Linked DNA regions of Homo sapiens: region 1 is linked to region 2. Evidence: read pairs that join two places in POLR2A ChIA-PET (ENCODE). Cell type or tissue: Caco-2. All regions are shown on one strand.

Region 1 (4,000 bases), 51 kb before region 2:
ACCAACGGTGTTTCTCAACCCCGTCTCTACTAAAAATACAAAATTAGCCAGGCATGGTGGTGCATGACTGTAAGCTCAGCTACTTGGGAGGCTGAGGCAGGAGAATCTCTTGAACCTAGGAGGCGGAGGTTGCAGTGAGCCAAGATCACACCATTGCACTCCAGCCTGGGCAACAAGAGCGAAACTCCGTCTCAAAAAAAAAAAAAAAACAAAAACAAAAAAAACAAGAAAAAAAAGAAAATAGCCAACAGGGCTATTGGCTATTGAGGGCTGGCTTCCCAGCGATCCAGGGAAATTCACCCAAGCAGGAAGAGCAGAAATGAGCCAAGTGCTGGCCTTTTGGAGGATGGATGTGATTTGAGGGTTTAGGGGTCAAGGAAGAGCTTTCCCCTTGGCCCTATGAAGGTTTCCTGAAAATCACTGACATGAGGCAGATTAACAGGAGAAAAGACATACACATTTATTTAACATATAGACACACGAGCCCGCAGCTTGAAGACCCCCCTCGCCCAGTGAGGTTCAAAAGCTTGTATTCCAACCTGGCAAAACAGGTTATGGACGGGGGAGAACAGGAATTTTGTTGGGGGGATTACTGGGGAGAATGAATGGATCAGGGAACAGAGATTAACCAGAAATAGTTCTCTTTGACAGCGAAAACGTCTGTTCAGGTGTGGTTACATTCTTGGTCTTACAGAGAGGGAAAGAAGAAACAATTGTCTGGATCTCAGGCACATAAAGGAACTTCAGCTTCTTTGGGAGAGACAGTGGGGGTGGAGGAAAGGTCAGAGAGACCTTGAGGCTTCTACAGTTCGGCATGTCGCCTCGCCATAATTTGGGGTATCAGTTTCTGAGCCCCCAAAATGCAAGAAGGTGTTTCAGGAACCCATCCAGGCACCATTTAACAGGATTTATCAGTAACCCAATGTGTCCTGTGGCACCTGCTAGGTAGGGGTGCAGAGAAGCACTGTGACAGAGCCTGGGGCTGTACAGCCTTGTACCTGCAGCTTCTCATTCTGGGGAGAGGACTGAGCCTCCTCTGCTTTGCGGCCTCATAGCTCCATCCCTCCCGTCCCTGCTTGCCTTCCAGGGCCATTCTCTGCTTTTCTTCCAGGGCCATTCTGCTTCTCTGCCAACCACCACATGGGTCCCCCTGGGCATTGGCTGCAGGAGAACCTGATTGGCTCAGGTAATCACCAGCTCTTGGACACTGGCCAACCAATAGAGCGGCAGCATCCAGGTCAGGTGCCCACCCTTGGTCCAATCAGCTGTGGCCCAACTGCCGTAGGGCCCATGGTGCAGGTGGTGTTTTTAAAGGGGGCTGCAGGTGAGCCAGGTCTTGCGGTGTCAACTACACGAAAAAAGCGACCCTTTCAGAAGAATTCTAATGAGAGAGCCATGTCGTCTACCCGGGACGTGTGATTGAATTTTTGTGGTGCGATGGGGTATGGGATAAAATCTCTCTTGTGTCATCCTGTGGAGACTTGGTGAAAGGCTCATCACCCACACATCCTCCTGGCATTGGACTTGTGTTTTGGAGGGAGTTTGGCTGTGCTGACTCAGGCTTCCCGGGAAGGCACAGGTTTAGAAAAGAGGCTGCTCCTGGGGGCCAAGCCACCACTGGTTACCTACAGAAAAACTTGAAATTTGGCAGTGAATGGAAAGGGAAAGTGGGCTGACTCTATTGGAGTAACAGGAGCATCTGTGTACAGACGCAGAGAGACCTGTGCGGATGGAGAGACAAACACGCCAACACATGCCTAGACAAACAGTGCGGGGCAGAGAGAGAGGCTCTGAGAGCCACAGAGAGCCACATGCAGGGAGATAAGCACAGAGCCAGAGAGATAGAGACTCAGACACAGAGATAAACACTCATATGAAGCAACACACCCAGTGGCACACTCATTCACCCAAGCAAGCAGAGGGCTGTAGGGAGCTTGCAGCTCAAGTGGAGCCAGGCTACTGGAAGTGAACATTGCATTGTCCCTTGATGTGGGAAGCTGAAGCCGTCTACTACAAAAAGGAAAAGGCCATTTTCCCAAAGATCAGGATTTCATTGTAAAGGAGTTGCTGGGCTCATCTCAAGAAAGGAGGGGCTGACACAAGTCAATATAATCCATTTTCAGAGGAAACTGTGTTTTCTAAATTTGAATCAGTATAATCCATTTTATTTCCCTCTCTCTCTTTTTTTTTTTTTTTTTTTTTTTTGAGATGGAGTGTTGCTCTGTCACCCAGGCTGGAGTGCAGTGGCAGGATCTCGGCTCACTGTAACCTCTGCCTCCCGGGTTCAAGCGAATCTCCTGCTTCAGCCTCCCGAGTAGCTGGGACTACAGGCATGTGCCACCACGCCCGGATGATTTTTGTATTTTTAATAGAGACAGGGTCTTGCCATGTTGGCCAGGCTGGTCTCAAACTCCTGACCTCAGCTGATCCACCCATCTCGGCCTCCCAAAGTGCTGGGATTACAGGCGTGAGCCACCGCGCCTGGCCAGTATAATCCATTTTCATAGGAAAATGTGTTTTCTAAATTTGAAAAGCAAAAGCCAAACAAACAAACAAAAAAAGCAATAGAAATACTTTTGGAGAAGTTGCCAAAATGCAGACAAATTCTAAGCATCTGTTTAGGCTGTGGTTCCAGAAGTCAGAAAGGAACCCCCTCAGGGAACACTGGGGCAGCGGCCCTGAGAGGGTTATCTTTACAGTGCTATGACACTGGTCAGAGCCTGGAGAAATGGCCAGTCTAATCAGGGCCCACATTGTACAGAGAGATGGCTATTGTCTGTCTGTGGTTTGCACTGTGTAGCCACCCACAGGAGGGTTGAGCCGCAAAGGAATTGGATACTTACTGTGTTCCAGCCATAGCCAGGCCTCAGGGGCAGGGCCACTACCTGAACAGCTGAAGAAGAAAATGGATGAGTTGTCCTGCAGTAAGATGTGGAGCTCTGGGAGGCTGAGGTGGGAGAATTGCTTGAGCCTGGGAAGTGGAGGCTGCAGTGAGCTAAGATTGTGACACTGCACTCCAGCCTGGGTGACAGAGCAAGAAAAAAAAAAAAAGTGGAGCTCACACTTGAGCCTTAGGCTGCCATGTCTGGAAGGAATCTTAGAAGTTTTCCAGTCCAACCTTTTCCTTTTTTGCTGGAGAAAGCTGAAGCTGAGAGGCTAAGTGATTCCCCTGAGGTCCTGCAGTAAGTTAATGATGCCCTGGCAGATTCATTTACTAAAGGCTGGTGCCCCTCAACCTAGGCCAGCTTTTCCCCTTGGAGGGGGATCAGTTCTGTGGGTGGGGACAAAACCTGATGATAGGTACAAGGATCTCTAAGAGGGGCTGCTGAGAGGGTACTGGAGAACTGTTAAAGAAATATGTGCTCCATTTTCTATAAGATCTCTCCTTTGGGCCCTTGATAAAGACTTTATTTTGGTCACAAAAGGGACAGGGTGGCTCAGGCAACCCCTTTCTCAGTCGTAGAAAAACAATGGAAGGAAGACATAAGTCCTGCAGAGTATAGGTGATCTGGAGTCCCAGAATCAGGAAGACAGTGAGAAGAGACAGTCAAAGGATGGTATTCATGGGCAGCCTCCTAGATTCCCTCCTCCCCCATTTGCTTATGAATCACCGGTTGCTTGTTGATTTGGATGCAAAGTGGCATCTGGTGGGAGAGGGATGAGCAATTCATCTGGGAATGAAATGATAGGGATCTCAGATTGGTAACAGAGATCCTCCTTCACAACTGCAAAAGGCTTGCTGGACAGAGAGGTATGTGGAAATCTGAAATTTCCGGCTGAGGTTAGCTTCTGGCTAACCTCCTGATGGGACTTATCCATGGTGTCCCTGCCTCTTATTCATGTTCCTACACTGAAAACACCATGACTATCACCATTGGTGACCTCACTGCTCCCGGGATGCGAAGTCAGAGGATGCAGCCAAACTCTTCTCCACGTCGGGAGAAGTGCGGCTTCTAAGTTCACGGTGGTTTGCCTGAGGTCCTGCAGAGTCCTCAGAACC
Region 2 (4,000 bases):
GTGTGGGAAGTCAGGAAGGCCCCCGGGGGCTGAAAACAGAGTTTGACCTGAAAGAGGCCTGAGCCCCAGGACCTGCACTGTGTCTGAGTTAATTGTCCCCACCCTCTGCCTGTCCCTTGTCTTAGGTGTTCAGTCCTAATTACTGCCTTTTTTTTTTTTTGAGGCGGAGTCTCGCCCTGTCGCCCAGGCTGGAGTGCAGTGGCATGATCTCGGCTCACTGCAACTTCTGCCTCCCAGGTTCAAGCGATTCTACTGCCCCAGCATCCCGATTAGCTGGGATTACAAGTGCGTGCCACCACGCCCAGCTAATTTTTTGTATCTTTAGTAGAGACAGGTTTTCACCATGTTGGCCAGGCTGGTCCCAAACTCCTGACCTCGTGATCCTTCCTGCCTCGGCCTCCCAAAGTGCTGGGATTACAGGTGTGAGCCACGGCACCCAGCCTTAATTACTGCTTCTTAACATCCCTACAGGAGCCACCTGAAGGTGCTATGGATGCAGGTGAAGAAATGACATCCAGGCAGGGCTTATGCAGATGCCTCTTGCCTCCAAAAGGAGGATTGGGTCCCTCTGCTGTACTTAAAACAACTTGAAGCTGGGAATTGTGGAGGGGGGGAGGGGGGGAGGGGGCCTCAGTCCCACAGAGACCTAGCTCCCATTTCGTGTGGCCAGGGTGTTGAGAACCTTTGTCCCTGGAGCCCCTGTGCTGAGTCATAAACACATGGGACAAATTCCAGCAGTAAACGACCATTCACTAAGTTGCAAGTGACTTTCTCAGTCTTCTTTGCTTTTGTGCAGAGAAGACTGAGAATTCAGCCCTAGAGAATTCAGCTCTGGTTGTGAGTGCCTCTTTTCCAGGGCAGAGACTTCTGGAAAAGCAGATGGAGCCTTGTGGAATGGGGCTCTCTGCCTCATCTGGGGAGTGACTCTCGATTCCCCTCACCTGTCCCTCCCATCACACCTGGGCTTCTTTGCGGTGACAGGTGTGTGTCTGGAGAGGGAGTAGAGTGGAACGCAGGTTTGGTTGTGGGATGTGGGGGTCGCAGAGGTGCACCCTGGGATCTGAAGGCTGGCCTCTGTCCTCCCATCTGGACGGGCAAGGAGCTCAGCCTCCCAGACTCTGCTTTCTGACTCATCTAATGGCAGTCCTCATAATTTCCTCCTAGGATGGTTGAGACGGTCAAAAGGAAAGCAGGTGGGAAAACTCCTGGCGAAGCAGAAAGTGTTCCGCTGTGGGGAGGTTTTATTTTTCCCTCATGAGGAGTGGACGGTGGAGATGGGGGGACAGTGGGAGGGAAAGGCCTGGGCAGGCGTGTTTGGGAAAAGATGATGAAGGGCACTTTGGAATTTGTAGATACCAGGAGACTAAGGGGAGGAGTGCTGTGGGGGGTCATTTGGGGTTGGAGGCTGAATAAGCAGGGTGTGGAGTGGGGCAGAAGAATCCAGCATCTCCCAAAGTGGAGGGATAGTGAGCAGTTGCTGCGTGTGTGGGGTGTGTGTGTGTGTGATGTGTTTTGTGTGTGCTGTATGTGTTTGTTGTGGTGTATGTTGTGTGTGCTGTGTGTGGGTGCTGTATTGTATATGTAGGGTGTGTATGCTGTGTGTTGTGTGTGTGGTGTGATGTGTGTGTGTTGTGGTATGTGTTGTAGTGGTATGTGTTGTGGGGGTGTGTATTTGTGTGTGTGTTGTGTGACGTGTGTGTAGGGTTTATGTGTTGCATTATGTGTTGTGTGTATGTTGCGTGTGTTGTGTGTTGTCTGGTACATTGTATTGTGGGTGTGTGTTGTAGGGATGTGTGTGTTGTGTGTTATGTTGTGTGGGTATGTGTGGTGAGTTGTCCATTGTGTGTTGTGTTGGGTGTGTGATGTGTGTTGTGTGGTATGTTGTACTGTGTGTGTGTGTTGTGGGGTATGTGTTGTATGGATGTGTGGTGAGTTGTGTGGTAAATTGTGTTGTAGGGGTGTGTGTTGTAGGGGTGTGTATTGGGGTGTGTATGTGTGGTGTGTGTTATGTGATATGTGCATTGTGTTGTGGGGTGTGTGTCGTAGGGGTGTTTGTGGTGTGTGTTGGGGTGTATATGTGTGGTTTGTGTTGTGGGTATGTGTGTGTAGCTGATGTTGGGATGCATTGTGTGTTTTGTGGGTGTGGTATGTTTTGTGTGTTGTGTTGTGGGTGTGTATTATAGGGGTGTGTGTGTTGTGTGTTGGGGTGTGTGTGGCGTGCCTTGTGTGGTATGTGGTACATTGTGTTGTGGGGTATGTGTTGTAGGGGTGTGTGTGGTGTGTGTTGTGCGGTGTCCTCCTGGGCATGTTCCCACCTTGGCAGTGCTGTCTCTGCCTGGGCCGCCCTTTGGGCAGCTGCTCCTGAGCCCTGCCTGGCTTAGTTGGCCTGTGCCCGCCACCTGGTGGCCGAGAGTGGAAGGGCAACCGGGCGTCTCACCACGGCCGTGGCTTGGGCGCATCCTCTTTTGAGAATAGGTCCTTGTTCCCCTCTTTGCTTGTGTCTCTTCTCCTCAGCGTCTTGCCTCTACCTCCTTCTCTCAGCTCTGTACCAAGGGGGTCGGATTTCAGGTTTCCCTAAACGTCTCAGCGTGAATGGGAGTGAAGTCTCCAAGGCTGCCTGCCTCCCAGGGCAGTCGTGAGGATGACATGGCTGAGGAGGGGGCTGTGACAGGATGTGGCAGCTCACAGGCTCCTCAGGCATGACAGGAGAGGTACAGGATGAGCTTGCAACCCCCTCAGAATCAGGTGGCTATTGTGGAGCAGCCCCTCCAGGATCCCAGCACAGGTTCCGTCCCTGCCAGTTTACGGGAAAGGTGGCCAGGTGTCAGCGGTCAGGCATTTCTACTCCACGTAACACCCACCTGCTGTGTATTTTCTATTAAGGATTTTCAAAAAAAACAAGGGAATTATTTGAGACGCATAAAGTTACATTGTGTGGATTTACTAAGCAATTAAAGCAAATGCTGTGAGTAATTGCAGATGTGCTGTCCAGGTATTGTTCTAGTTTTAACTACTGATCCCTTCTCCCTAAAGAACAGGCCCTGGTCCTTTAGACAGAGCTGCCTGGGCTGATAGCTCTGCCCTAAGTGCGCGATGATTCCTTCATTCATTTGTACATTTGGTTACTGATGTAACAAGTATTCATTAAATCCGCAGCACGTGCCTGGCACTGTGCTACATACTGGGGACAAAAAAGATGAACAAACACATCCTGCCCTCCAGGGTCCTGACTACAGCTAAGAGGCCACATCAAGATAAATGCAACAAGCCTGCATCAGGGGGCTTCACCTGAGCCAAGGCTGTTGTCCCCAAAGCGTCTGACATGGGGGCCTTTAAGAGTTAGTGTTTCAGGAATACACACACCGGTCTTTTCAGACTCATCTGTGTGAAACTCACATTCTGATGCTCTGAGATTCTGATGCAATCGGTCTATGAAGCTCCCGGAAGCCAGGTGTGTAGCCCCTTTTCTAGAACATGACTGGGATAGGAGAGTGGAGACAGGGCAGGGGATTTCAAGGCGACAGGCTGGTGCTGCCTGGGGAAGAGGGGCTCTTAGAGCAGCCAGGCACCTCTGCTGATTGGCCTGGACCTAGGAGGCCAGGGCCCCATGCTCTGTGCTGTGGGCTCCCACCAGGTAGCAGCGGCCCCCACAGAGAGAGTGCGGCCTGCCAGTGGCAGCTTCGCTGTCTGGCACAAAGTAAGTGAGGGTTTAATGACATTGCCATGATGTCTTTCTTTTCTTGGGTTCCTGCTGCCTGCACCTGGCTGAAATACAGCGGGGTGGGCTGAGGCTTCTGTGTTCTCTTGGAGTTGATGGTCACAGCTCCTTGATCTGACTGGCCTGGCTTGACTGGATCACAGAAAAAGCTGCTTATTCACCTAAACAGGCCAATGTCACCAGCAAGACTGACTTGGGATACAAAGCAACTCTGTATCTATGGCTTATTTCCAAAAGGATGTTCTATAAACATTAACTCTATGTAATTTATAATATTAATAA

Evidence for each region. ChIA-PET counts read pairs that join two places held together with the same protein. Peaks named below come from ENCODE experiments on the same cell type or tissue, not always from the same donor. Only the 100,000 strongest peaks of a DNase experiment are listed, where the experiment ranks them.
Region 1: POLR2A ChIA-PET joins it to region 2 with 10 read pairs; 8 of 35 experiments call an interaction of 5 or more read pairs at or near these places.

What each region holds. Positions count from the first base shown.
Region 1 is chr7:131,601,319-131,605,318 of GRCh38, forward strand. No RefSeq gene overlaps it. Among named protein-coding and RNA genes, the nearest start is that of PODXL, 47 kb to the left of the region's middle. RefSeq lists an enhancer at 3,332-4,000. In Caco-2, no CTCF peak of the experiment used is centred here; DNase peaks (open chromatin) are centred at 1,153 and 1,843.
Region 2 is chr7:131,652,467-131,656,466 of GRCh38, forward strand. No RefSeq gene overlaps it. Among named protein-coding and RNA genes, the nearest start is that of PODXL, 98 kb to the left of the region's middle. RefSeq lists enhancers at 1-533, 3,614-4,000 and silencers at 2,224-2,518, 2,264-2,558. In Caco-2, a CTCF peak has its summit at 2,407 (motif pointing left); DNase peaks (open chromatin) are centred at 665, 1,015, 1,335 and 2,345; H3K4me3 peaks cover 1,349 bases.